Linked DNA regions of Mus musculus: region 1 is linked to region 2. The links are chromatin contacts, found by Hi-C in ENCODE. All regions are on one chromosome and are shown on one strand. Each heading gives the region's core, a stretch centred on a gene start or an enhancer-like site at or near the end of the contact. The rest is flanking DNA. Distances are from core to core; before and after follow the strand shown.

Region 1 (2,700 bases), core at 133-2,632, about 80 Mb before region 2:
AAAGACTCAAACCCTTGACTTAATTTATTAGCAACAGGCTCATCTGCATACAGCATCCGGGAACAAAGCGAACTTCCCCTTGGAATCTTTTGTTTCCAGATCAGTGAGAAGCAAAGGCTATGGCTGACCCCTTAGAAGATAGGCCATTTAAAACACAAACGGAAGCACACACTTAGGAGTCCTGTACGCATCCTATGAAGGGCAAGAGAGCCTTTATGAGGAATAGCCAAGTATGACTTTGTGTTTTTTAAATGTTCGTCTCCCTGTAAAACAAGAACTCAGAGAGTCCGAAACCCTGCAATTTCTGAGTCTTCTGGAAACATCGACACTAGGCCTCTTAGCACTGGAAAGATGGTTGTCTGGCGCCAAGATCAGTTCCACCCCAAAGGAACTGTTTTTGCAGTGTTTCAGCCACAACCGGGAGAGTTCACTGAACACCGAGCTTTGTGTCGCTCAAATCCTGATCCAGGTTTCTTCCACAAAACACCGAGAGCACACAGCCTGGCCGGAAGCAGGAGCTAGGAGAGAAGTGTTGGAGTCCGGCGCTCCAAGGTAGAAGCGCTTCAGATGCTAACCCAGGAAGTCTGAGGTGCCTGTGTGCTGTAGCAGTCCCCTTAAAATGTCCCGGGGCTTAGTTTTGCAGTAATCTCTTTCCGGGGCTCTGAAGCGTCATGGCAATTCTTACACTAACACAGGAGTGCTTTAGTGAAATAGAGACACCCAAGGAAGCAATCGAAGCAAGCTCCTCCCCCTGGTCCCCTTTATCACTCCATCCTCACTCTGGTCCCCCCCCCCCCCCCCCCCGTTTCTAACTCCACCTTGCCCAGTCCCTTCTGGTGTCCCAGGGGCCAGCGAGAGGAGAGTCTCCAAGAAGTCTGCAGAAGCTAATACATTCTCTGATACACTGTATGTTTCCCTTCCTTAGTTTGCGGTTTAACCCACCAGCGGCAATCCTCTCCTGAACAAGACAACATGGCAGACATCAACTAAATAGTTTTGTTAGAAACAAGAAAACAACAAATTCAAGATGAAAAGTTATTTAAATCTCTAGGTCTCCCTTTTTTCCTCTCAAACACAAGGAGAACTTGGGAAGCGGGGGGGGGGGGGGGGGGGGGGGGGGGGGTTCTCTTTTTTCCCTACAGTCCCAGGTTGCTAGTTGCTATTCAGTACTGGCCTGATCCAACAGAAAAAGGAAAAAGAAAAGAAAGAAAGTTGCCCAACCGGTTTGGCTGCTTCGGCCGGCTGGAGAGATGTCAGCCGCAGCTTATCTCTGTGCGCTACAGCTTGGGCATTCTTCTAAGTAAACGGTCACCATTTCAATGCTATCCCATCCTTTCTACTGTGAGCTTTGAATTCGACTGTCTTCAGATTAAGCCGCCTCCATGGCAACAGGCTGGCCACACTGCCCTGTCCACCCCCACCAGACCTTTCTGTGGCCACAGGGAAGGGGCGGGGGAGTACTTGGCGACACTCGCCAACGAGACCTTGGCTCTCTTTTCAGATCGTAACCGAATTGAGAAACGTACTCTGGGTCCCGGTGGATCGGGACTTTTCTCGTCCCCTGCACACGGTGAATTCGACACCCACTCGCGCGCATCTATCTCTGCATTCAGCAAGTGGATCAGGGCTCTCCCTCTCGAGCCTTTCTGCTCCAACGCTCGCTATAAACAAAGCGCAGAGGAAGTCAAATCAAACTTTCCCTGGCTCCTTTTCTTCTCCCAGTTCAGACTGAGCCAACTTTCTTTGGATGCCTTTTAAAGGCCGTTCCTAACTCAAAGGCGGAACCCTGTTGCTTTTATTTTTATTTTTCCTTTTTCTTCTTTATCTGTAATATCAAAGCTTTCCCCCAATAGTGTGCTCACCCACGCCCAAAGCAGCATTGCTCTGGAAGTTAGGAACAATAATAAGAAGCTGTTAGGTGAGAGTGTTTAAACCAAATGATTCCTTTATCATTACACACTTGCCAAACTGCCTTTCCCTCCTGCAGTCTCCGGGCTAAAATACAAACAAGAGAGCAGTAACAGCCTTTGCTCCGACAATAGCTGAACCTCGATGGGCACTTCCAGAGTGCCAGTTAGCAGCCAAGGGGAGGGGTTAACAGTGATTCAATTAAGGTTGTCCGCGCAAGACATACTCCAGACAGAATGGAGTCGGCTTATCTGTCTCATCTGCGGATACTACTGTAAAAATCACATATAATTAGGCCCTGCCTGGAGTGGAAACTACTGGAAGTGTTATCATTAGCTTGGAAGATTTCATCTCTGGGTTTCTCCGAGGGCCCTGGGAATGAACATTTTAGAACCAGAGGCACCTGATAAGTCGGGGAACATACTTAATGAAACCGTTCCTGCCACCCAGTTAAAAAAAAAAATGCCCTCAGTGGACAGAAGCGAGAGAGGAGAGATACGCAATTCGTGGCCGGAGGAGGCTGCTTTCCTTGTGTCCTTATGTTAATTCTTGCCAGCACGACCATGGCGTGCTTCACCTTGCTTGCCTTTGCTGATCTCATCTACACACAGGTGGGTGATCAGTTTTTTGGCACAGACCTACCCTGTCATAAAATGTATGAAAGCCGTAAACAAGGCCAGGCTACTTCCTGAGTCTCTGGTCTCTCTTCTGCTATGCGGATTGGAAACCACATGGACAAGCCAGGCATAGGGGGCCCTGCCTCGAATGCTAACATTTAAGAGGCAGAGGCAG
Region 2 (2,700 bases), core at 70-2,569:
AGACCCCATGCCCAGGAACTCCAAACCCTGCCTAGGTCTCTTCTGGTTAGCTATTGGCTGTTGGCATTTTAATTTAACCAATAGTTTTAAATTAAGGAGCATTGTACATGCAGATTCACTCATTCCTGGGCCCAACCAGGTCTTGGGGGCAGTACGTATCATTATAATACATATCAGAAGGTCAAATCTCAAAAGGATAGAAACATTTTTCACGATGATTTGATCACATCTGCATGGATTGTCACAATGTATTCCATTTAAATATATAATTATTATTCAGTGGAAAAATAGTACAGATAATATATAATTTATTATTATCACCACCACCACCATTTAAGGAGAACAACTGTCCATTGAACAGCGCTAAAGACTGTTTCTAAGAATAAAAATCACCAGGATTACATGTCACCAGCTTTCCTCATTCGACCCCAGAGCTTCTTCATAACCCTTTTGACTTCCTCATTTCTGAGGGTATAGATCAGAGGGTTCAGCATAGGTGTCACTAGGGTGCAAAACACAGTTACAGCTTTGTCAGTGGGGAAGGAGGTCATGGGCCTTAGGTACAGGTATGAACAAGGAACAAAGAATAAGACAACAACGGTGACATGAGAGGCACAGGTAGACAGGGCTTTGCGACGCCCTTCTGCACTGTGATTTCTCAGGGAGCGAAGGATGACCACATAGGAAGCAACCAGCATAGAGAAAATGAGTAAACACAGTGACCCGCTGTTGGCAGCGATCAGGGGTCCCAGAGTGTGAGTGTCAGTGCAGGCCAACTCCAGGAGTGGTATTAAATCACACATAAAGTGATCAATGATATTTGGGCCACAGAATGGTAACTGGGCCATAAACAAAATCTGTATCCCTCCATGGATGAATCCTAAGATTACAGCAGCCCCCACCAGGAATACACACAGAGGTCGGTTCATGATGGTCATGTAGTGCAAGGGCTTGCAGATGGCTACATAGCGATCATAGGCCATGGACATCAGCAAGATGATTTCAGCTGCAGCAAAAAAATGCTCCACAAAAAGCTGAGTCATGCAGCCATTGAAGGATATGGTGCTCTTCTCAGAGATTAGGTCATAGATCATTTTGGGTGCTATGGAAGAAGAGTAGAAACCATCTATGACGGACAAGTAGGAAAGAAAGAAGTACATGGGAGTGGCCAGGGCTGGGCTGATGAAGATGGTGACTGAGATGAGCATGTTACCAGCCAGTGTGATCAAATAGATTATTAAGCACACAATGAATAAGAATTTCTGCAGATCTGGGTCTTGGGTCAGGCCCAGGAGGATAAATTCTGTGACATTGCTCATCCTTTTCCTTGGGTTAGTTCAGGTTCTGTGGATATGATCATCTGTAAAACAAGAGAATATCCATGTGATATTTTAAACTCTAAGCTAAAGTATTTTGTGATCTCATTGTTGGAATGTCTGAAACAATGAAAAAACCCTACATTCTTACTTCTTCAATTAAGATCACTGTGCAGGTAATTTTGAAGATGAGAAGTAGATTGGCTTACTACTAATACTTTATTGTAATAGTTCAACCAACCAAAGTCTTTTATGCTTATTGGCTGATGATTTACTGCCAATTATTTTTTAAAATTAAATCCAGGGGATAATCTCAAATAGGACTTTCTTTCAGTGCTGGGTTTAGTTCTTATAGGACAAATATCATGAATCTCAATTTGTTTGAAATTACATTTGTGCATGATTGTGACTGTTAAAGGTCTATGAACTCAGTGTGCATGAAAGTAAGTGAGACACTAAAGAACTAAAGCTTGAAGCCTCACTCAATGTAAAGGTCTGTGTTATGTATGTATCATTCCTCTGTATCATAGGATGCACATGAACCCAGGGACAGAGACAGAATTACAGAGTTATTATGGAAAATAAAAGAACATTTGTGCTTATATCTCATTGAGTATGATTAATTCTAGAACAGCAGCTCTGTGCCAGGCTTCTCGTGGTTCCTTCTTTCATGATCCTTTCATGATTTCTTCGTATTGTTGGATGCATACATGTTAAGGGTACAAAGTGCCTCTAGTCATCACAGTACTTTATAGTTTTTTTTCTAAATGTTAAACTATTTCTTCAATTAGGATCATGTTAAAGGTCGGGGAAAATTCTGCTGTTTTGTATTGTTTATAAATGAAGCTACATGATGTGAGGACACCTAAGAATATAATTTCTGTTTTTGGTATACATTCAAAGTAGACAAATGGTAGAAATGTTGATTAATGCTATAAGAAATATTTTCTCTTAACTCTAACTGTGACTTTCACTAGTATGTCAGTGGTCTCACAAAGGAGAAAATTTATTCTTTTTCTTCCCATTTGTGCCTCTTTCCACAACATCTTCCAAAAACATAAAGCCACATAATTTTTCTCCTGTAATATCCAAATTCTGGATAGAGAGCTGAGCATCAAGACCCCTCTGTTACAATAAAAATGAAGAGAAATCTATTTGGATTTTAGAGTGGCTTATTACCTGAGGATTTTCCTCCTATTCATGGGTCTTCTATAGAGGTCTATGTGGTTAATCATTCTCAGTGTATTTATTACTTGAGGTTCTAACTTCAAAGTAGCAGCATGTAATTGGGAAAGGGTGAAAGCTTTCAAATTGTTACCAAAAGACTTCAGAATCACTGTATTTAGTGAGGCTACTGGCCACAGCACTTTAAAAGTGATTTCAG

Evidence for each region. Hi-C counts contacts between places; a loop is a spot of excess contacts on that map.
Region 1: a loop to region 2 is called in a map of regulatory T cell, with 158 times the contacts of the local background. The contact joins the enhancer-like site here to the promoter of Olfr1261 in region 2. A Hi-C loop is called at or near these places in 2 of 37 maps with a recorded cell type or tissue (T-helper 17 cell and regulatory T cell).

The regions. Positions count from the first base shown.
Region 1 is chr2:170,286,338-170,289,037 of GRCm38, reverse strand. No RefSeq gene overlaps it. Among named protein-coding and RNA genes, the nearest start is that of Gm34542, 32 kb to the left of the region's middle. Within about 2 kb of position 1,382, at least 1 of the 3 ENCODE cell types and tissues checked has a DNase peak (open chromatin) inside an H3K27ac peak, as active enhancers do.
Region 2 is chr2:89,992,014-89,994,713 of GRCm38, reverse strand. Olfr1261 (olfactory receptor 1261) reads right to left here and starts at 1,319. Exons shown (of 1, transcript NM_146474.1): 1 at 399-1,319. The coding sequence starts at 1,319. The coding sequence ends at 399.